2 separate regions of the Homo sapiens genome follow, and region 2 is linked to region 1. A link is an interaction called in ENCODE POLR2A ChIA-PET data of the cell type or tissue named here. Cell type or tissue: endothelial cell of umbilical vein. All regions are shown on one strand. Links, peaks and the distances in the headings refer to the core of each region. The heading gives the core; the rest is flanking DNA.

Region 1 (12,183 bases), core at 2,647-10,646:
CAAAGGAGTTGTGCAAATGTGATACCCCTCAGGACCAGAAAAGTGAACTGTCAGGGCATCTGGGTGGATAGGACTGAGCCAGTTTGGAAGGGGGAAATACAGGCTGGCATTGGTGGGCCCCATCTGTGAGGAAGCTTAGTTGCAATCGCAGCCAGGGGCTGCCGGCCTGTATTGCTGTAGGCAAAGCAGAAAGGAATGCAGAGCTCGGAGACAATCAGAAAAACCAGCTAGGCCAAGGGGTTCCCAGCTAGTGAGATGGCAGCGAAGGAACTTGGGGAGAAGCCCAAAGTAACTTCCTCCTAACTTTGGGCAAGGGGAGGGCTTTATGTTGAACTAGGTCTGCAGCAAGCCGTCTTAATCTCCCTTTTGAAAATGCAAAGTGTGTTTACCCAGTAAATAATTTAAGAAAGAATATACACTTGAAAGAAGACATCCATTGAAACAGCCAGGCTAAATTGCCTCCAGGCAAAAACTTGTGCATTTGCATGCTGCATTCTATTAAGTGAGCACACTGTGGCTTTAAAAGAATGCAGAGCCAAAATAAAAGGAATGTGGGCCCGAAACATCAAGGATTCTCCAAGTTTACATTATGAATCACAGTGCTGTTGATACAAGATGAATTAACCATTTACTTTGAGGCTGAACTCACAAAGTACTATTGAAAGTACTGATCCCCATGTGGAACTCAGGGAGCGGTTAATCTTTCCATTGCCAGTCTCCTCCCAGCCTGGAAACGAGCTCCTGCGTGTGGCAGCCGGAATCACAGAAGGCTGGTTCCAGTGCAGGGGACAGGCGCGGCACTGCACCTGGCACAGTTCTCTGCTCTTGCTCGAGGAGCCCAGGAATTCCACTGGAACAGGCATTACGAGTGTTCTCCAATAGCCAGTTCTCCTCTACTTCCAGGCATGGACTGCACTCTTTTTTTTTTTTTTTTTTTTTTTTTTTTTGAGACGGAGTCTCGCTCTGTCGCCCAGGCTGGAGTGCAGTGGCGCAATCTCGGCTCACTGCAAGCTCCGCCTCCCGGGCTCACGCCATTCTCCCGCCTCAGCCTCCCGAGTAGCTGGGACTACAGGCGCCCGCCACCACGCCCGGCTAATTTTTTTTGTATTTTTAGTAGAGACGGGGTTTCACCGTGGTCTCTATCTCCTGACCTCGTGATCCGCCCGCCTCGGCCTCCCAAAGTGCTGGGATTACAGGCGTGAGCCACCGCGCCCGGTCTGCACTCACCTTAATGTTAGGCTTGGTCATGGAACTAGCTTTGGCTAAAGAAATGAGAGCAAAAGTTCTGAGTGTCACTGCCAGCTGGAGGCATCTAACTTCCAGTGTTTGTCTCTCTAGCGGGCTCTTCCTGCGGTTTTGATTTGGGGAGGGAGGGGCTGTATTGTTCCAGAGAGTACAAGTTATAGGATGGTGGTAACATCTTCTGCCTGGATCCTGCAGTCATTATGTAAAGGGCCACTGTCCTGGAGATGCACCTGGACTCCCAGTGGACTTGCGTTAAGCCATTGAGGACTGGGGGTTGTCACTGCCGAATACCATAAGCTCTTTTACCCTGAGTGATAACGCTACCGTCCGCCTCTCAGACAAGACGAGGCATCTGGCCAAGCCAAGAGAGGCTCTGGTTTCATGTATTTCAGAAGCTAAGGTATGATGAAGACTGATAAGATTTTTTTTTTCTTGAAGAACAGGTTTTTGCCTCTTGGTTTTCAAAAGCTGGGAACCTCTTCTGACCTCTTGGTCACAACACTTTTCACTGAAGAATCAGGAGCTTCTTCCAGCCAATGCTCCTGTGTATTGATGACTGATGATATCATGCGTGAGGCCTCACCAGGCCTAGCCAGGCATCCGCTTCCTGTGTACAGCAGATCTACAGTGGCTGCGTTCGTTTCCCTATTCCAAACAGCTGATGCTACCCCAGCTCCAGGGGTACAGCTGTGACTGAGGCTGAGATGGTCAGTACATTCCATGCCCCTGGCCATGGTAACTGGACCAGGAGCAGGCTTGTGACTTAAGTCCATCCAACAGAGTGGATCTCAGCAACTTTGCTTGAAATGCGGGGTCACCTGGACAGTTTGGTGTGTGGATGTCAGGCTGGATCCACTGCAGGCCTTTTGATTCATTGAGGGAAGCCAACCTAAGAAAGAAGCTGACCCACAGTGGGCAGAGAAATAGAACCCCAGTCCTGAAGACAGAGAACTTTAATTTTTAACTTTTTTTTTTTTTTTTTTTGAGATGGAGTCATTCTCTGTCTCCAGGCTGGAGTGCAGTGGTGCGATCTCAGCTCACTACAACCTCCCCCTCCCAGGTTCAAGTGATTCTCGTGCCTCAGCCTCCCAAGTACTTGGGATTACAGGCACCTGCCACCATGTCCAGCTAATTTTTGTATTTTTAGTAGAGATGGGGTTTCACCGTGTTGGCCAACCTGGTTCCAAACTTCTGACCTCAGGTGATCTGCCCATCTTGGCCTCCCAAAGTGCTGGGATTACAAGTGTGAGCCACCATGCCAGGCCGACAGTGAACATTTTTTTTTTTTTAAATCAAACCACCCTTTCTTTGGACTTTAACTTATATGAGAAAATAAACTGACTTTATTTTCCAAAGTCAGTTTGAATTGGGTTTTCTGTTATTTATGACCAAAAAGCATTTTTAGGTTGAGTCACCCTGATTCCAAAACCAGGTCCTTGATCTACGGCATATGTGCATTCTTCCCTCCTCTTCCAAGAGGCATTTCCTGGCTATGTCCCTCTCGTATTCTCCTATCTCCCTACACATCTCTCTTTCCAGTACATTGACTACAGTCCCCAGTAAAAAGTGGACCTTCCACAGTCCGAATTTCTTTTGTCTTTTGTATCCCTGATGCCTAACACACAGCTTGGCATAAATGTTCTCAAAACATGCTTGCTGAGTGAAGAAATGAGAGACTCTACCTACACGTGCTCAGGGTCACGTGGTTATTGCTCTCCTGGTTTCTAAGGACTGCTTGTAGATAAGCACAGCTTTAGGACTTAGCTGTTAGCCACTGTCCCATTAAGGATGCCAGCGGAGTCCCAACTTTTTTACAAGCCTGTGTTCATTAGCTGGAGAGTGGCAGACACTTTACAGGTTCAGAGCAGCATCCTGTACCTGCCTTCCTGCCTGGCCGACTGGCCCTGAATAACGATGCCCCACTTTTGGGGTCTGACAGAACAGTAACAATTAGCAACCGTGAGAGCATAGGATAAATTCTGAGCAGAGGAACCCGGATCTGCTTCTCTCTAGGCACTTCCCAAAACATGGGCCAAGGGAAAGCTCTTTAAATTCTATATCCAATTCAACGTTACTATTCACCAGAAAGAAATGAAAACAGGAGTAGGAGAAACAGTTAATTGTCATCTGCCTCAAACACTCACTTTAATTGGAAGGGTTATTTTCAGAGCTGGGGACATGTTTGCCTCTGAGCTAGAGCTGTGCGGTTATCATGCTGCCTGATAATGCCCATCTTGGGTCTTCTATGTCCTGCATCTCTAGGAGTAATCCTCAGCCCCATCGCGAGAATTCAGGGAGGCTGATCCCACTCTGATTCCACAGATGGACATATGGCCCAGGCAGGCCCAGCCAATGACAGCTCTCTAGCTCTTGCACTACCATTTGCTCAAGGATTGGTCTGCCACTCAAGCCAGATGGAATTCCTCTTGGGATTCTTCCTGGAAAATCAAGAAAAAGATACTGTCTTTACTGAGATTGACTGTCAGGACAGTGAGAACCTGGAGCTGCCAAGGACCATTCTTACTACCATACCGGACGAGGCTGCCTGAAAGAAGCCGACACCAGAGGAATGCAGAGCCGAGAGATAAAGAAAAAGAGACGGATTCCTGAAGACATATTTGAACCCCTGCTTCCTGCTGTGTGCCTGAAACCTGAAGAGTCACACTTCAGCTTCCCAGTTACAGGAGCCAAACAATTCCCCATTGACTGCAGCAAGTATGGTTGGGGATTCTCTCGCTTTCTTTTTTTTTTTTTTTTTTTTGAGATGGAGTCTCGCTTTGTCGCCCAGGCTGGAGTGCAGTGGCGCAATCTCAGCTCACTGCAACCTCCACCTCCCGGGGCCAAGTGATTCTCCTGCCTCAGCCTCCTGAGTAGCTGAGATTACAAGTGCTGCCACCACGCCCAGCTGATTTTTGTATTTTTAGTAGAGATGAGGTTTCACCATGTTTGCCAGGCTGTTCTTGAACTCCTGACCTCAGGTGATCTGCCCACCTCAGCCTCCCAAAGTGCTGGGATTACAGGCATGAGGCACTGCACCCAGCCTCTTACTTTAAATCATACTGATTGTACTGGATTGAACAGTGTCCCTGCAAATTCATGAGGTTCCACCTGGAACCTCAGAATGTGATCTTATTTGGAAATAGGGTCCTTTTTATTTTTTATTTTTAAGAGACAGAGTCTTGGCCTATTGCCCAGGCTGGAGGGCAGTGGTGCAATCACAGCTCACTGCAGCCTTGAACGCTTGGACTCAAGTGATCGTCCCACCTCAGCCTCCCAAGTAGCTGGGACTACAGGCATGCACCACCGCACCTGGCTAATTTTTAAATTTTTTGTAAAGACAGGGTCTCACTATGTTTCCCAGGCTGGTCTTGATCTCCTGGCCTCAAGAGATCCTCTTGCCTCGGCCTCCCAAAGTGCTGGGATTACAGTCATGAGCTCCATGCTGAGCCACCACCATGCCCAGCCTGGAAAGAAGGTCTTTGTGGATGTGATTCATTAGAGATCTTTTTTATTTTTATTTTTTATTTTTTTTGAGACGGAGTTTCACTCTTGTTGCCCAGGCTGGAGTGTAATGGTGCAATCTTGGCTCACTGCAATCTCCGCCTCCCAGGTTCAAGTGATTCTCCTGCCTCAGCCTCCCAAGTAGCTGTGATTACAGGCGTGTGCCACCACGCCCAGCTAATTTTGTGTTTTTAGTAGAGATGGGGTTTTACCATGTTGGCCAGGCTAGTTTCGAACTCCTGACCTCAGGTGATCCTCCTGCCTTGGCCTCCCCGAAGTGCTGGGATTACAGGTGTGAGCCACCACAGCTGGACTTCATTAAGGATCTTGAGAGGAAATCATTCCAGATTTAGGGTGGCCCTAAATCCGATGACTGGTGTCCTTAAGAGAGGACAAAGAGGGGCACGTGAAGATGGAGGCAGAGACTGGAATGATGTTGCCACATGCCAAGGAATGTTGGGCCACCAGAAGCTGCAAGAGGCAAAGAAGAATTCTTCCCTTACACTTTTGGAGAGAGCATCGCCCTGTCAACTCCTTAACTTCAGACTTCTAGTCTTCGCAACTATGAGAGAATAAGTGCATTTAAGCCATGTTGTTACGGCAGCCCTAGCAGCCCTGGAAAATGAATACACTGAGTGCTCGGATCCAGACCAGCATATGGAGCTGGTGATCTTATCTTGGGTTTCGTGATGACTGTTTTCCACGTCTCCACCTTCTTCCCCATGGCTGCACTGCACATTTACTGTGGATCTACACTAAGATCTCCTCCAAAGGACAGGTCAGTCCCAGCCGAGTTCACAGAAGCTTTGCATGCAGCTGTGGGGCTCACAGTCTTCCGAAGCTTTTGATTCTTACATCTCAGAATAAGAATTCCATTCATGAGCAGAGCAGGCAGTTTCCTGAAGCCATGTGAGATAAGGGGACTGAGGGGGCATGTGCCACAACACTCATTTCACAAAACTCCTGCCTCTGGAATAGGCCATTTAAAACAGGAAGAAGGCCAGGTACATTGGCTCATGCCTGAAATCCCAGAACTTTGGGAGGCTGAGGTGGGAGGATCCCTTGAGCTTAGGAGTTTGAGACCAGCCTGGGCAACATAGAGAGACCCTCATCTCTGTGAAAAATTAAAAAAAATTAGGCAGGTGTGGTGGCCTGTGCTTGTGGTCCCAGCTACTAAGGAGGCTGAGGCAGGAGAATTGCTTAAGCCTGAGGGTGAAATCGCAATGAGCCACGATTGCACTGCTGCATTCCAGCCTGGGTGACAGAGTGAGACCCTATCTCAAAAATAAAAAAAAATAAGGCTGGGCACGGTGGCTCATGCCTGTAATCCCAGCACTTTGGGAGGCGGAGGTGGGCAGATCACTTGAGGTCAGGAGTTTGAGACCAGCCTGGCCAACATGGTAAAATCCCATCTCTACTAAAAATACAAAAATTAGCCGGGTGTGGTGGCGTGTGCCTGTAGTCCCAGCTCCTCGGGAGTCTGAGGCAGGAGAATCGCTTGAACCCGGGAGGTGGAAGTTGCAGTGAGCCAAGATCTTGCCACTGCACTCCACCCTGGGTGACAGAGTGAGACTCCGTCTCAAAAATAAAATAATAAAAAAAAAGGGAAGAAAACTAGATGCTATCTCTGGGCCAATCTACCAAGCCATCATCAGCCATTAGTAGCCCCCACTGGCTAACATCAATTTAGGTGTAGTCAGTCATCCGAGAGACCTGAGGGACTGGGACACAGTGGGGATGAGTTTTGATGGGCAGGGAGATGAGCACTTTCTCCAGCAAGGAACTGAGGAGCCACATCCACTCCCTGAGCCCTGGCATATCTAGATTAGGTCCTGAGTGAGGACTGGAGTCGCTTCGCCCTGTTTCTAAATTTTTCTTAATACTTAGCTCAACAGGAATCAGCACGCTCTGTCTGCAGAGGGCCAGATAGTCAGTATATTAGTGTGCTAGGGCCGGCATAACAAAGTCCCACAGACTGGGCGGCTTCAACAACAGAAAGTTATTGTCTCCCAGTTCTGGAGGCCAGAAGTCCAAGGTCAAGGTGTCGGCAGGGTTGGTTCCCTGAGAGAGCAGTGAGAGAGTCTGATCCATGCCTCTCTCCCAGCTTCTGGTGGGTTGTCAGCTATCTTTGGGGTCCCTTAGCTTGTAGATGCATTCCCTCATCTCTGCCTTTGTTTTCACAAGGTGGTATCTCTGTGTGAGTGCCTGTGTTCAAGTTTCTCCTTTTAATAAGGACACCGGTCACATTGGTTTAGGAGCCCACCCTATTCCCGTACCTCATCTTAACTAATTGCATTTGCAAAGACATTATTTCCAAATAAAGTCATATTCTGAGGTACCAGAGGTTAGTACTTCGACATATAAATTAAGGTGAGAGGCTGCAATTTAACCCATAACTAAACATTTTAGGCTTTGGGGACTACGCAGTCTGTCACAACTACTCAACTTTGTTCTCGTAGTGTAAAGCAGCCAGTGACATATGTCAACGAATAAGCATGGCTGTGTTCCAATACAATCTTTATTTACAGACACTAGAATCTGAGTTGTATAATTTTGAATGTGTATAATTTTCACATGTCAAAAATTCTTCTTTTGAGTTTTTTTCAACCATTTAAAAATGTACAACTATTATTAGCCCGTGGCTAAAACAGGAGGAAGGCTGGATATAGCCCACTGTCTGTGATTTGCCCACTCATGATCTAAAAGCCAAAAGCTACTGGCTGGGCACAGTGGCTCACGACTGTAATCTCCACACATTTGGGAGGCTATGGTGGGAGGATCGCTTGAGGGCAGGAATTTGAGACCAGCCTGGGCAACATGGTGAGACCCAAGTCTCTACAAAAAGTAAAAAAAAAAAATAGCCAGGCGTGGTGGGGCACACCTTTAGCCCCAGCTACTCTGGAGGCTGAGACGGGAGGATTGCTTAAGCCCAGGAGTTCAAGGCTGCAGTGACCTGTGATCGCACGACTGCATTCCAGTCTGGGAGACAGAGCAGGACTCTGTCTCAAAAAAAAAAAAAAAAAAAAAAAAAAATCTATAATCTACCTAGGGCGGCCCTCCTTGGTTAAATTATGTGGTGGTCTTCGACAAGGCATGAGCTGCACAGACAGGTCTGGCAGGTCTGGCTGAAGTCCTTCTGAAGAACAAAGGAAACACAGAGTCCCTGCCCTATGGGAACTTATGGTGTCACAATGAGCAATCAATGAATGACAGAAGCCTCACGACAAAGGCCGCGATTAGAGTAATGCCAGGGCCGGGACAATGTGTTCTGTGCCCATAATCTGGTATTTACCTGGTGTGACCTAGAGCAAGTCACCCCATGACATTTGGGTTTCAGTTTCTTCCCCAACAAAATCAGCCAACTCACAAACCACCCCAGGGAGGAGAGGATTAGCTCATTAAAGATTTTAAAGCACTCTGAAAAGCTCTTTACATGTGTGCAGCTGGCAAATCATTCTGTAAAAGGAGATGGTATTTCAGGAAAGGTGAGAGGCACTGGTTGTCAGAGGCTGGAGAAGCTGCCTAGGAAACTTCCAGTGGCTGGATGGGAAGGTGGGGGCAGGAATCCAGGAAGCTGCTGCTTCCCAAGCCTGCCAGGCTTCTGGTTCCCACAGGCTGGTATCCATCTGGGCCTCATGCTGACAGTCTCCTGAGCACAGCCGAGCCTTCTCTCCCATAAACATCAAAAGGGAGGGGAGGGCATCACATTGGCTGGCTCCGGGATACCTTCCCAGCCTGGGAAGGCAGCCAACAAGTACCTGTCAGAGCCCACTGATAAGTCCGATGGGTTTAGATCAGTAATGTGTAGTTACATTGCACTCTATGTTGCCAAATGTGTACAGCAAATTTCAGCCTGGGCACCACGGCCACTGCCATTCTTAAATATGGACTTGACAATGGCAGGGGGCCTGCAGAGCGGCTTTGCTGGCTGCAGACTCCCAGATAGGATCAAGGCAGCTCACTTCAATCAAAGGGCTTGGAAAGAACTTGAAGAGAATTAAATAAGGATGTTCTAGAAATGCAAGGTATATTTAACTCCTCACAGGTCTGTAGATGGCTAGACCTGGAAAAGGCCTCCATGCCCTAGTCTAAATTCTTCATTTTATTTTATTTTTTTTAGAGACAGGGTCTCACTCTGTCACCCAGGCTGGTGTGCAGTGGCACGATCACAGCTCACTGCAGCCTTCACCTCCTGGGCTCAAGTGATCCTCCCACCTCAGCCTCCTGAGTAGCTGGGATTACAGGCACACATTACCACATCTGGCTTAGATTCTTCATTTTAGAGTTGAGGACACTGAGGCTGTGAGAGGGGAAGAGATATGCCCAGGGTCAGCCATCTGCGGCACAGCCAGGCCTTCCGGCCCCACGTCCACTCTTGTTTCACTATCACACTCTTTCTCATTCAAGCGGCCACTGCCTCTAACGGTGTCTGTACCTGACGGCAACTCAAATCCATCAGTGGCCCCACCTCTTAATGAGCCCAACCCAAACTCACTTCTCTCTAAAATGAAGAAGGAGGCTGGGTGCAGTGGCTCATGCCTGTAATCCCAGCACTTTGGGAGGCCAAGGCGGGTGGATCACTTGAGATCAGGAGTTTGAGACCAGCCTGACCAACCTGGTAAAACCCCATCTCTACTAAAAATACAAAATTAGCCGGGCATGGTGGCACATACCTGTAATCCCAGCTACTTGGGAGGCTAAGGCAGGAGAAATGCTTGAACCCAGGAGGCAGAGGTTGCAATGAGCCGAGATTGAACCATTACACTCCAGCCTGGGCAACAAGAGCGAAACTTCGTCTCAAAAAATAAAAAAATAAAATAAAATGAAGAGGGGGCATGGGACGACTGGGAAAAGTGGCCCCTAACTCCAGGCCAAGGCTGAAGTGGGAAAAGAAGAGTAACATTAGAAAGTAGCTTTTTTCTTAAAACCAAGATTACTCAATTTCGAGGCTGCTCTTTTCTCTGAGAATATGCCCTTTCCACTGTTTCAGTGTCAAAATGTCCCTTGTTTTATGGAGTGATGATGACAGTAGATGGCAGGGTTTTTCCCCAGTGTCCTTCTTTGGACATTGGAAATGTAGTCTCCCTTGGAAATTACTTTCTCTTACTTGGCGAAATAAATAGTGGACAATCTTCCAATAGGCCTGTACTTAAAAAAAACAAAAAGGTCCATTCCAAGAAATCTGAACATCTGTAAAGCATGGGGCTAGAAAATCCAACCCGGCTCTACTCTTTGGTGATTCTTCTAGAGAATGCGGCTGCAGCAACATCCACTGCAGTGAGGACAGCTGCAGCCATGGCAGCAGGGATGCCTGCATGAGCAGCTCAGGTTGGCTGGGCTTTACTCCAGGCCAGGTGCTGTTCTGGCATTTTATACACTGTGCCTGAACCCTCACAACAACCCTATGAGCTGGGGCCTATTATCATCCCCATTTTTACAGAGGAGGAAACCGAAGCCTCAACCCACTTCTCCAGCCCCATCTTCTACCACCGTATGGCATACAGATCATTATTTATATAATCGTGTGTCTTAGAATCTTTACTAGATCCTCCTTGGTTCTTTGATAGAAGAGTCTTGGACATCTTCACATTATTTTCTATAGACACAGTCATTGAGTACACAAACTTATTTATATGTTTATTTTTTGAGACAAGGTGTCTCCCTGTTGCCCAGGCTGGAGTGCCATGGCACTGCTCACCACAGCCTCAACCTCCTGGGCTCAAGTGATCTGCCTCAGCCTCCCAAATAGCTGGGACCACAGGTGCATGCCACTATGCCTGGCTAATTTAAAATTTTTTTTAGTAGAGATGGGTCTCCCTGTGTTACCCAGGCTGGTCTCAAATTCCCGGGCTCCAGCGATCCTCCTGCCTTGGGCTCCCAAAGTGTTGGGATCACAGGTGTGAGCCACCACACCCAGCTGCAAGTTTATTTGTGTTGGTAGTGCAGGGCACTGATTAACCAAAGTCAACCGATTCTTCACTTAGTGCCTAATGTAAATACACAGTACATTACTAAGGTAATATTCATTTTATTCTGCAGCATATTTCATCAGCTTTCCTCAATCACTGGCACACTGCCTGTTTTCTTTCAGCCTTTTAAGGGGCTCAATTTATCTCTTCTAGGTAAATGCGTGATCACCTGATCCCTCACCAAAGAGTATGAGACAGAAAGAATGGCAAGTGTTCTCTGGGAGCTGCCAATGACCTGGTACCACACGATTTTTTATTTTTACATAACATATGGGTGAGGGGATACACTATAGAAAGATTCAGGTCTGCTGAAGATTTATTGTAGTGGATCTGTTGGAATAGAGTTCTAGACAGAAAGAAAATCAGATGGAAGAACTAGCTAGACTCACTGTGCGAATCTGGGAAAGGACTACGGGTCCTTGAGTTTCCCCATCCACGAAATGGTAATAAAGGAAGCTCTCCCAAGTATTTTCTGCGAGGGTTGTGAAGAGCAATATAACTTCCGGACAGTCTTAAAAAGAGAGTATCTTTTTCTGGTTTATTGCATACAAGATGTCATTGAATCTTTATAATTATGTTAAGTATTAGGACCTAGATCTGATGGCTCAGGCCTACCCAGGGAAAAGGCCAGGCCCACTCCAGAGGTGGCCGAAAGGTCTCAGCCCAGGGCAGACGTGATTGGTGTCTGGGCCAGGATGACCCCTCCCCAACCCCCAGCTTTAAGTACTCCTCACCCTCCCACCTCCTGCTGGCCATCCTGGGAAGATCTGCTCGAGAAGGTTCTCCACCCCCACTGGGTCCTAACCCTTTATTGAGAAGCAAACTTACTGCTCTTCTGAACTAGTAACCCACCAAGCTCTTTTCTGAAGGTCCCTCATCCTTTTCAGCCTCCAGAGAAGCCACATACTACATTCACGTGGAGGTTGAGCAACCACCCTCATTTTTGGAGCCAAACTGCTTGGATTCGAATCTAGGATCTACCACACACCAGTTGTACAGCATTGGTTAAGTTACTGCATTCCTTCTCTGAGATTACATCCTCTTGACTGTTTTAGTGTGAAAATGAAAATGTTCTTTATTTATGCAGTGATAGTAGGAGAAGATGTACCAGTGTCTTTCCTTGGACATTAGAAATGTAGTCTCTCATTGGAAATTACTCTTTCCTACTGGGCAAAATAAAGAGTGAACAATCTACCATCAGGTCTCTATGAAAGAAAACAGTACCAATATAAGGAATTGGCACGCTCCAAAGAATCAACGCTCTGCTTTCCCTCTATTGGTAAAATGGGGCCAATAATAGCAGCATTCTGTTAATGAATTACATTAGTAAATAAATGGCTTAATTCAATGTGAAGTGCTTAGATCAGTGCCTGGCCAATGGTAGTTGCTCAATAAATAACTATAGGAACTATTATTACTCCACTCCTATCATACTCACCCATCTCCCCACATTACTTCTGGAAACTCC
Region 2 (12,183 bases), core at 2,166-10,165, 52 kb before region 1:
TAGAAGTGTATTTCTCTCTAATGTAGCCATCTTGGCCTAAAGATTTCAAGGTTACATGTGGAGGCTGAATTGGGCCAGAGCCCCTTCCCTTTAAGGCCACGGACTGGCTGTTAGCAAATCATTTCTGCTCACTTCCCTTTGGCCAGAACTTATCACATGACCACACCTAGCTGCAAGGGAGTCTGGGAATGTAAAATTGAGGTTCTATGGAAGACGGTGGGGAGGTGGGGAGAAGGATATCAAGGGTTAACCAGCATTCCCTGCCAAGGTCCCTTAGGACCCGAACAATTCTGTCAGGACTCACTCTGAGTCTCTTCTCCCTTTCTAGGTCATTTAAAAAACACTTTAATTATAAAAGTAATATATCTTTATTGTAAAAAAAAAAAAAGAGCTAGAGTTTTAGAAGTATAAAAAATACAATGTGGAAAAAGAAAACACTTTCTTTATCACCACTGTCCTACACTCTTCTCCAGAGGTAACCACAGTTAACAGTTTTTTCCAGACTTTGTATTATGTTTTCACGAGTACATTTTTTTCCAGACTTTTTATTATGTTTTCATGAGTACACGTACCCACACACATACATGCTTCCTCATAGATATGTATTTATATATTTTTCAAATGGGATTGTACAATAGATATTGATATGGTTGTGTCTCCACCTATGTTGAATTGCAGCTCCTGTAATTCCCATGTGTCATGGGAGGGACCTGGTGGGAGGTAATTGAATCATGGGGGTGGATTTTTCCTGTGCTGTTCTCATGATAGTGAATAAGTCTCATGAGATCTGATGGTTTTATAGAGGGCAGTTCCCCTCCCACGGTCTCTTTGCCTGCTGCCATGTAAAACGTGACTTTGTTCCTCATTTGCCTTCCACCATGACTGTGAGACCTTCTCAGCCAATGTGGAACTGTGACTCAATTAAACTTCTTTCCTTTATAAATTACCCAGTCTTAGGTATGTCTTTATTAGCAATATGAGAAAAGACCAATACATATATATATATGTATATATATAAAATACATATATATAAAACAATTTGACTTTTCACTTTAGTATTATTTAGTATTTAGTATTATTTAGTACTTAGTATTATTCCATGACATAAATGGACCTTAAATTATTTAAGCACATTCTTCATTGATGGACTTTTTAGAAAACTACTGTGGTTTAAAAGTTGACCTTTGTTTGGATAAATATCTAAGCTGAATTGATGAGCTCTCGGCTCTGATTAGATCCAAAATAGAAAATCCAATGATTGATATATTATGTGACCAAAATCATCATCTATGTTTCTAAAAGGGGCTTGGTACAGTTGATTTAATCAAGGTATTTCAACTTTCCCAGAGAGGAATCAAGGAAATAATAATTTAATTGTTCACATTTGTTTAGTACATTCCAACTTTTCTTTTCTTTTTGAAATGGAGTCTTGCTCTTGTCGACTAGGCTGGAGTGCAATGGCACCATCTCAGCTCACTACAACCTCCACCTCCTGGGTTCAAGCAATTCTCCTGCCTCAGCCTCCTGAGTAGCTGGGATTATAGGTGCCCACCATCACACCTGGCTAATTTTTGTACTTTTAGTAAAGACAGGGTTTTGCCATATTGGCCAGGCTGGTCTCGAACTCCTGACCTCAGGTTATCCACCCACCTTGGCCTCCCAAAGTGCTGGGATTACAGGCATGAGCCACCGTGCCTGGCACATTCCAACCTTTCAAAGCATCTGTGATATTATTTAGTCCCTCTTATAGTCCTGGAAGAAAGCAGCACAGGCTTTATCATCCTCAATATACAGGTGAAACCAAAAACCAGAGTGCTAAAGTACATAGGAACTTGGTGGCTATTGGTCAGGGCAGACCTCGGTAAGTCCCAGAGTGGCCTGACCTCACTCTGTGTTCACTTGGTGTTCATGTACCATTGGCTGGTTTCTTACTTACACAGCCAGACCTGGGCTCCTGGATCCTGTAGACAGGCACAGAAACTGTCATAAGCCCCTCAGTCACCATCTTCTGACCCTCAAAGACTAAGCCAGATTGGCTAGGAGAAGGCATTTAATGTGATGATGGCCTATCTGAGGAATTATAGAAGAGAGATGAAGATCAGCTAATCCAACTCCCTCAGAGTACTGTCAGGTAAGCTGGGCCCAGGTGGCTTGCCCAAGTTTATACCAAACATCAGTGGCAGAGCCAGGCCAAGAACCCATGCCTCTTGCTTTCTACTCTTGGCCTTCTTGCCATACCTCATGGATGCATTAAGAGGTTTGAGGGATGGAACTATCTGTTAGTAACAATGTGCTTGGTGGGCACAAAGCACTGGAGAAAACTCAATTATGCTTTGGGTAAGAGATGTGAAAGAGAAAGCCATAAGAGAGAGACAAGCCTATGCTGCCAGAATCTCTTCCACCTCCTCTCTCTGCAACCTCACCCTCACAGCCTTGCTCAGGCTCTGTCTGTTTCTGTGCTTGGTTAAGTTGTGTGTGAGTTTAACTCTTGCAGACCAAATGGCACAGCAATGAAAGCAAAGGCTTAGGAATATTATAGACGAGGGTTCAAATTCCTTATTATCAAATTCCTTGTTATCTAGATGATCTTGGACAAGGGCTGAATCTCTTTTGTTTCAGTGGCCTCATCCATAACATGGGGGATAAGAGAGAGCCTTAGTGTGGTTGGAAACAGTACAAGAGAGGGAACATGCAAAAAACTTAGCACGGAGCTCAGGATAGCACACAGCCCCCACGAATGGGGGCTTTTACTTTCCACAAACATTTGCTGAGAACCTACAGGACATCAGCTACTATGCAAGTCACAGTGGGGGATACAAACATGAATAAGACATAGTCTTACCCTGTAGGAACGTACAATCTAGTAGGGCAGGGATGGGTGATACAGAAGCAGCTCTACCTTCTGTATTTATGTAATTCTGAAGCCTTCTACCAGGAAGGTTGGAGCTCTCTTATTCCATATAAGGCTCCTCCACCATGTAGGAAAACACATGATTCCAACGCAGCCATGTGTCAAATCCATCCTTAAGGATTAAAGAAATAGAAGTAACAGATACTAACGCTGATATCATATCTGCAGACTGCCAGATAGACAGAGCCCTTTGAAGTTCCAATCTCTTGAAGGTCTCTTTGGACCAGGCAAACTCCCCATGCCACATCCCGTGAGGCCATGTAGGCCCCTGGTGACACTCCTCTTCTTTGGGACCATGGTGGGCTTTTGAATTTAGTAGGGAGGTGGCAAGATCCCATCAATCTCCATGTAGTTAGATCCATCTTTTCCTCAGTGAAAGAAAAAAAATCTCCAACACCACCTCCAAACACAGAGACCTACCCTCCTTTATAAAGTGCATTCCTCTTTCTGGTTTTAGTTTCAAGTGTCTCCGTATCCAAAATGAGACTGCCCTTTGCCCGCCTTGTATTTATCAATACATTGAATTCCAGACCTGCAAATGTGATGACTGAACCTGAGCGGAATTTCTGTAGTCTCCAAGAGATGCCCACTGGTTCTCAAAAGGGAAAACCAAAGCTAAGCCTTCCGTGGCTCTTTTCCCTCCTGTTCCCCACCCCCTCAACCAGACCTTACGATGTCAAAGGTGCTCCATCAGCACACAGCTTGGGTTGCCTACTTTCCCCTTTCTCTGGAAAGCAAGTTTTGGCAGAGTTGAGCCATCTTGTTCCCATTTGGGGCTCTCCTATAGAAAAGGCTCAGTTATCTTGTTCAGAGATCCCCAATAATCACTGCGCTTACAAAACTTGCTAAGGGCTATCATTACAGCAACCACATTTTCTAAACCCGTTATCAAAACTTCAGAGCTGACATTGTCTGGGAAAAGGAAACAGACCCTGTGAAATGTAGCCATACCAGAGAGAACAGGGACATGCTGGGGCAAATGCAGGGATAAGACATTGAGCTTTGGGAAAATAGAGAAGGGAGCAACTCTGAGAAAAGCCAAAAACAGTAAAATAAAAACCTCTAATGCAAATCAGGCTCCCAAGTGCACATAAAGATAAACGGGCCAGTCAGGGTGGGAACTTGGGTCCTGGGGCAGCTCTGAAACTCCCAAAGAGTTGCCAAATGTGAGAACTGATTTTCTAGTAAATTAATGAGATCTTGCTCTCCTAATTGTAATGACAGTTATTATTGACTGCACGACTTGAATGTGTCAGGCACTGCGCTGTGTTTTATATGTTCTGTATCACTGAAGTGCAGATACTAAAATGTCAAAAGGATTTTACCATAATTAGTCCATTCATCCATCTATCTATCCATTTGTCCATCCATCCATCCATCCATCTGATCATCCATCCATCCATCCATCCACCCATGTGTCCATCTGTCCATCCATCCATCCATCTGACCATCCGTCTGATTATCCATCCATCCATCCATCCATCCATCTATCCATTCATCCATCTGTCTGATCATCCATCCACCCATCCATCTGATCATCCATCACTCCATCCATCCATGCGTCCATCCAATCATCCATCCATCCATGTGTCCATCCATCCATCCATCCATCCATCCATCCATCCATCTATCCGACCATCCATCCATCCATCTGATTATCCATCCATCCATCTGATTATCCATCCATCTATCCATCCATCCATCTATCCATTCATCTATCCATCTGATCATCCATCCACCCATCCGTCTGATCATCCATCCATCCATCCATCTGTACATCCATCCAGTAACATTTGCTAAGCAAGTACTAAGTCCCTGTAGGATCATGATTACTATGGATTGAAGGAGGCCCACACATAAACAAGTAGCCCCATCACAGTGTGATAATATAAGGTGAGATGATTTTTCTAGGAATCTACCAAAGGACTCCCGGTTCCAGCCCCACCTCCCACCTTGTGAGTCAAATTAAAACGCATTCATTAATCCCATCTGAAAGTCCCAAACAGCTCTCTGCTTCAAGTGGTAATAAATATTTCATGCCCAATTGTGCTGCGTTCCTCGCTGTGTTTATTAAATGGAGTTTCTCATAATTCCAGTTATTCATTTTAATGGGTCAGGCCTTGGCTGTGATTTAAACAGACCGCTGAGGAAACAGCCGTGGTTAAACATTGTAACGGTATGGATTATTAATTTAATTGGCTGGCTATTACTTGTTTGGACTCTGAGCTAACACATTTAGTTCAGTCTCTGGTGGCCCATAAACCGCAAAGGTCATGACTTTAACATTCAGAAGAATGGGAAAAAGGAATTGAGGTTGAGATTAGGAAGAAAACTTACAAAACAGCATGGGGAAGACAGTGTGAGGAAGCACGGGCTTGCTGGAGGCAGGGCAGGGCAAAGGGGGTTCATTGGTTGGATTCGCATTAGAACTTCCTCAGCAACCAGCCCCTGGGCTGACAACTGCCAGGAGCCAGTCTCTCACTCAGATTTCTGAAAGGGCCAAACACTTAAGATATGGTGATGGGAGCACCCCACACCCCGGGAAGGCCACACCTGTTTTCTGGATGCCTGAACCCCAGGGAAGGGTTGTGTGTTGTGGAAAAAGCAAGTGAGAAGTAAGGGGGTTACCAGAATGGCCGTTCTGCAGACCCCTGGACATCAGAGCCATGAATGACCTACTTTCTCTTCTGCCAAAGGCCCTGTGACCCTTCTAGATGCCGCCTCCCAATGTGCAGGGGTCCCAGGACCCTGAGATCTAGATGAGATCATCTCCGTACCCCTGTACTCCATGACCTGTGGATATCCAAAGCCCCCTCCTCTTTTTATTTTTTTTTGAGACACAGTCTCACTCTGTAGCCCAGGCAGGAGTACAGTGGCACTATCTAAACTCACTGTAACTCCTAGGTTCAAGCCATTCTCCTGCCTCAGCCTCCCGAGGAGCTGGGATTAGTGGCACCTGCCACCATGGCCAGCTAATTTTTGTATTTTTAGTAGAGATGGGGTTTCACCATGTTGGCCAGGCTGGTCTGGAACTCCTGGCCTCAAGTGATCTGCTCGCCTTAGCCAAGCATGGTTGTGGGCACCTGTAGTCTCAGCTACTTGGGAGGCTGAGGCACGAGAATCTCTTCAACCTGGGAGGCACAGGTTGCAGTGAGCCAAGATCGCTCCACTGCTCTTCAGCCTGGGTGACAGGTAACAGAGCGAGACTCTGTCTGAAAAAAAAAAAAAAAGGGCCGGGTGTGATGGCTCATGTAATCCCAGCACTTTGGGAGGCCGAGGTGGGTGGATTACCAGAGGTTAGGAGTTTGAGATCATCCTGTTCAACATGGAAAAACCCCATCTCTACTAAAAATACAAAAATTAGCCGAGTGTGGTGGTGCATGCCTATAATCCCAGCTACTCGGGAGGCTGAGGCAGGAAAATCACTTGAACCTGGGAGGCAGAGGTTGCAGTGAGCCGAGATTGTGCCATTGCACTACAGCCTGGGCAACAGAGCGAGACTCTGTCTCAAAAAAAAAAAAAAAAAAAAAAAGTAGCACACAAATTACTCTATTACAGTTTTAAAAATATTTTGATAACTGTATTCTAATATAGTTGGATTACTCATCTTAGGATTTTGTTTTATCTGTTTAAAAACATTAATCTGAGAAGGGATCCTTAGCCTTCCCCAGGGGGCCAATAATGGGCACACAGAGTAATTCAGGTTTACTCAGCCACCTTGACATTGCCAAACTCTGGACCTTTCTCTGAGTGGGAAGCTGTCTGTGGCTGTGCGGGCATTCTCCTCTCCACTCCCCCCAGTCACCTGCCTATTTGCTGCGTGGATCTTCACCGTACTATCAGTCCCCATGTGCTGATGAAGAAAGGGGACAGGGAGATTGGGTAACTTTGCGTTGCATATTTGGAAGCATCAGGCGAGACATTTGTGGCAGCAAGAAGTGATCATATTTGCCAGAATGTGACCAAGAGATAGGAGAACAGACCTCAAATTTGGAAGCAGTGGTTTGTGGACAAATAGAGTGTGTCAGTTTCCTAGTTCCTTTCCTGTCTCAAGAGTTGATGACTTTCATAGTTCTTACATTCAAAGTGAAGAGTAAGCCTGTGAAATGCATTATCTCAAGAGAAGGCACAGGCTGGAAGCTAACAACGGGGTAGCTTATATCAGATGTGCAGCCAGTGTCTTCCAATAGAGGCATTCAACACATGGTTGGCTGATTGATGAACAAATGAAGGAAGGAAGGAAGGAAGGAAGGAAGGAAGGAATGATAGTTATGGTGGTTAATTTTATGTGTCAACTTGCATGGGCTAAGGGATGCCCAGATAGCTGGTAATACTATTTCTGGGTATGTCTGTGAGGGAGTGGAAGAGATTAGCATTTGAATCAGTAGACCCAGTAAAGAAGATTGCCCTCACCAATGTGGGCAGGCATCTTCTAAGCCAGTGATGGCCCGGGTAGAATGAAAAGGCAGAGGAAAGGTGAATTCACTCTTTCTATTTGAGCTGGGACATCCATCTCTTCCTGCCCTTGGACATTGGTACTCCTGGTTGTTGGGCCTTTGGACTTAGATCAGGACTTACACTATCTGCTCCCCTGTCCTCAGGCCTTCGGACTTGGTCTTTAGACTTGAACTTAATGATACCACCAGCTTCTTTGGTTCTCCAGGTTGCAGACAGCAGATCATGGGACTTCTTTGCATCCATAATTTTGTGAGCCAATTCCCATACTGTCTCTGTCTCTCTCTTCCTTTCTCTCTGTCTATGTGTGTATAGCTAGCTAGCTAGCTAGATCCAACTGGTTCTATTTCTCTGGAGAACACTGACTAATACAGAGGACTTATATAAATTACTAGGGGAGGCTGGAGATTGGGAGATATAAGTCTATAAACAGCATGATCCCTAAGAATTCAGGGGCCCAGTTCCATCCCCAAATGTGTGTATGTGTGTATGTGTATAAAATCTAATTACAAAAAGCATCATAGATATCCTAGAGAGAAAAAAAAAGTAACAGATGTGGTGTGTATTATTATTTTCTTCAATCCCAACAGAAGCCCTGCAAAGTCCTGCCATGTGCTGCCTTTCACCCCCCACCCATCTGCCTGCCCCGCAGGTGCTCCCGCTCCCACTTGCTCCTGTCCTTGTCCACACTGTCCACACACCCAGCTCAGCCTAAGGAGAGGAATGGGAGGGGTGTGGCATTGGCTTCAGGACAGAGACCACCAAGCAACGTGCTGCCTCTCCAGGGTGGAGGTGGGAAATGGACAGAGAGGAGCCTTTAATTCTGGCAGAGATTGAAGTTGGAGATGGGTGAGGGCAGGTGAGATGAAAGGGGGGCTTCTGCACATTTTATGTGGAAAAGCAAGAGGCAGGGTGAGCTGTCCATGCACACAGACTCCAAAGCAAACCCTTTGCAGATGTGTGAATGGTCTGAGGCTCCCCTGAAAAAGATAGGAGTGCCTGCTTTCTTTTCCATGGCACCCCCATCTGTACCTGGCTGAGCGCAGGGTTTCAGAAGGTGAGACTGTCTGATTCTAGGAAAACCAGGCTTGGTAGCTGCTTTCCTGAGATTGAAAGGGAGTGTGTTTAGCCCTAGGAATCCATCCAGAGTGAGCTGAAATCACTGTTTATGAAAGGCAAACCACTCCAGAATTCATAGAGATGGTTCTCCATATTGTCCTTTTAAACTCTTGAGACAGTGTGTCCACAGGTGCACTCACAGCAAGCATGGTGTCTATGAGAACAAGGCTGAGCAAAGAGTTATTGATTTCCTACTATGTGCCAGGCTGAAAGGAGGATACAAAAATGAATAAGTAATACCCCTGCCCTGCACAGGGAGACCTCAGGGGAAGCAACGAACCAGGCAACTTCAGCCCAAGCTCTGTGGGCAGGAGGTCTGTGCATCTGTGGGCTGCCATTTTGTGTGGCCGTGTTACCTAATATTGCTAGGAGAGCAAGCTCCACTTCCAATGGCCTATATTGGTGGCATGGCTATGCCAGTCCCACCAAAAGCAGGCTTCAGGAAGACTTTGCGTTTGGACATCGCCAGGTGTTTATTTGATTTTTCCTATTTCTTGGTTTTTAATTGGTTTCAGATGTGAGTACCCAATAGCGGCCCTGAATAAATAAAACAGATCATAAAATATGGCCAAGCAAAATGGGCGTGAGTAATCCCAGAGTGCATGGAAATGCACTTCCAGAAAGGCTCATAAATAATGAGGTGGAAACAGTAGTCTATTTTCTCTTTAATGGAAAGCCAATTAGGAACCCTCTCTGGACTGGCGGGAAGAAGCCAGGTTCCTTTGTTCTGTAATGAGGAGGTGGGGGTAGAGTGGGTGAGGGGAAGCCACTAATCTTGCCAGAAAGGGCAGAGAAAATTCTCTGGTCATTGGGCCTGCAGAGAGTGACAAAATAGGAAGTTCAACACAAAGTAGGCTTCCCATCCTGGGTCGAGCTTCCCATCCCGGGTCGAGCTTCCCATCCCAGGTCGAGCTTCCCATCCCAGGTGGAGCTTCTCCAGCTCCTTCCCAGTTGGTGCAGGAAGGACTTTAAGCCCAAGCTGACTTGGGAAGAACTGGCAGAACTCTTTGGAGGCCCACAGCAGGCAGACTCTCTGTGAACTCAAAGAATCCTGTGGTTACTGACCCATTCTTGGCTCCTTCCCCTCCCTCACTGAGGCCCGGAAGGAGAGCCCCAGCTGGTACCATCTCCAGGGTGGGCCAGCTTTGAGCTGCAGGAAGGAAGACGGGAGTGCAGGATTCTAGAGGCGTTCTCTGCAGCAGGCGGCCCAGCAGACCCCTAGTGAATCTCCTTCTTATCGCTTCCCGATTGCTCTCCCTACATACTGGTGTCGCCTCATTCCAGACACTGGTTTTCTTCAAGCTGGTAATGCCTTTCATGGTGCTTCCATGCAGAACATTATAGATGATCTTGTCCCACTGAGGCATGGCAGGTATAGTGTCCTCCATCTTTCATAAGAGGGAACTGAGAAACAGAGGGGAAATGAGACGGTCGAAAGTCACACAGCCATGGAACAGCAGTGCTGGAAATCAGTTCTGTTCACTCTGCATGATCTCTGGGCGGCCGGGGCCCAGCTGGTGACTGTAAGTGGGGGTCATGGTGGCCTCCCCTCCGAAGCATTAGAGACATCTATAGTGGTTAAGAGCACAGGCTTTGGAGTCAGGGAGACCTGAGTGAAATTCTTGACTCTATCCCTTAATAATTGTGTGGTCTTGATCAAGTTTCTTAATTGTTCTAAGCCTGTTTCTGCATTTGTAAAACAGGGCTACTGAACTTGGGCTAATGGACTTAGTTCCCACCTGACAGGAAGCAATAAACAGCAGTGATACTGCTAGTACTTATTATTGTTAGAAGGCTTTGTGGCCAGCAGGCCTTTGGAATAGCCGGTGTGTTTCCTGTGGAACCCACTCAGGAGCATCACTACTGAGTTCAGACTCTGTCCATGTGAACAGTGTTCCCTGGAGACCTGGCTCAGTATCATATGAGGACCCAGGGAGGCAGCCAGACATGGCTAGCTGCCTCCAGCTCTAGGTTCATGCTGAGCAGGGTGGAGAAGAAGGGAGGCCTGGAGCTGAGGATGTCTGCTGAGAACTTCTCGGAGGATCTGAGGATCTTCTGTGCTTACCAATACAGAGTCACAGGGGAGGCAGCAGGTCCCTCAAAGCCAAGGCTCTTCCTACGTATGCTTCTAAAACAAAATCAGTGGCAGTCTGATGGAGAGAGGAGTCCACGGAGTGTAGCAGCTTTGCTGTGTAGAAGCTTGGGCCAGAGCTTTTGGTAAAGGGCCACAGCTGGAGAATCTGTTGCTTTTGTTCCTTATGATGAGTTTTTGGCAAGTTTTGTTTTTATTTTTAAAGAAATTTCACTTTTCCTCCATTGAAATGGATAAAACACTGCTCACCCATCTGTGTGACTCAAGGAAATGCTTGAAAAGCAGAGAGGTCTTGAAGAACAACACGAGGTCTCAGGAGACTTGACCATCGATGTTTGCCACTGGCCACCTGTGGAATGTGGGTACAGTCCATTACCTTTTGAAGGTCACTTGTTCAGCAGGGCAAGGAAGAAAGGGTGAAATATTTGTGAAACACACATGATGGACTAAGCACCTTGCCCCTCGCCTCATGAGGTATGTCCTGGTATCTCCAGTATATAAATGCAGAATCCAGGGCTCAAAGAGGCTACACACCTTGCCCACTATCAGACCCTGCATCACTTGGAGTTTGATGGCTGCAAGCAACAGAAACTCATTCTTAAAGACTCAAGAAAAAGCTGAGCAAGCAGGTCTTGCAAGGACAAGGATGTGGGCAGTTCTGGGGTTGGAGGTAGTAGGAGCTCACAGACATGGTCACTGGAGATTGCAGGCGAAATAGTGAGCTTTAACTTGTCACCCCATTCAGAATTTACCCCCCTGGAAGAGTGAGTCTTATGGATTTGGCCAGGTTGCCTGGCTGTACCTTGGACAAGGAGAACATGGCACTTTGAAAGACAGCCCTGGCCGGGCGCGGTGGCTCATGCCTGTAATCCCAGCACTTTGGGAAGCCAAGGCAGGTGGATCACGAGGTCTGGAGTTCGAGACCAGCCTGGTCAACATGGTGAAACCCCATCTCTACTAAAATACAATTAAAAAAAAATTAGCTGGGTGTGGTGGTGTGTGCCTGTAGTCCCACTTACTCGGGAGGCTGAGGCAGAGGAATTGCTTGAACCTGGGAGGTGGAGGTTGCAGTGAGCTGAGATTGTGCCACCACACTCCAGCCTGGCGACAGAGCAAGACTCTGTCTCAAAAAACAAACAAACAAACAAAACAAAACAAAACCAAGAAAGACAGTCCTATCCAGACTGAATGCAATGGGAGAGGAGCAATCCCCAGAGGAAAACTGGGGTGCTGTTACCAAGAGCAAAGGAGGGGACACTGCACTGCGAAGCAGATATGCACCATAGACATCCATTGGTCACAAAAGGTGAGTGGCACAGGTCAGTGACCCAAAGCCCAGAAGGGCTGCCAATAATGCCCACGTGCCAACCCCCACCTCAGGAGCCTTCACTTCTCTGTCCAGACTTGCGGCTTCCTCTTTAGTGGGCCCCATGATGCTGGCACTGCTTAGAAAGGGTTCATGCCCTGCTGGAGAGGAAATCTCCAAAGAAGGCAGAGAATTGGGAAGTGAAAGAGATACAGCAATAATTTAAGAGCAAGAGAGTGCCATGGAGAAGTGGGGAGGGCCTGTGGCTTTCTCAACGTGGGAAAATGACAAATCACTAGG

What was found. Peaks named below come from ENCODE experiments on the same cell type or tissue, not always from the same donor. Only the 100,000 strongest peaks of a DNase experiment are listed, where the experiment ranks them.
Region 2: POLR2A ChIA-PET joins it to region 1 with 17 read pairs; 4 of 35 experiments call an interaction of 5 or more read pairs at or near these places.

Annotation. Positions count from the first base shown.
Region 1 is chr10:112,800,448-112,812,630 of GRCh38, reverse strand. All of the region lies in intron 7 of VTI1A (vesicle transport through interaction with t-SNAREs 1A), which reads right to left. Among named protein-coding and RNA genes, the nearest start is that of LINC02935, 84 kb to the left of the region's middle. RefSeq lists enhancers at 1-380, 381-1,079, 1,080-1,780, 7,904-8,403. In endothelial cell of umbilical vein, for the core only: no CTCF peak of the experiment used is centred there; no DNase peak of the experiment used is centred there.
Region 2 is chr10:112,852,319-112,864,501 of GRCh38, reverse strand. It overlaps a transcript of VTI1A not described here. Among named protein-coding and RNA genes, the nearest start is that of LINC02935, 33 kb to the left of the region's middle. In endothelial cell of umbilical vein, for the core only: no CTCF peak of the experiment used is centred there; a DNase peak (open chromatin) is centred at 5,171; H3K27me3 peaks cover 752 bases.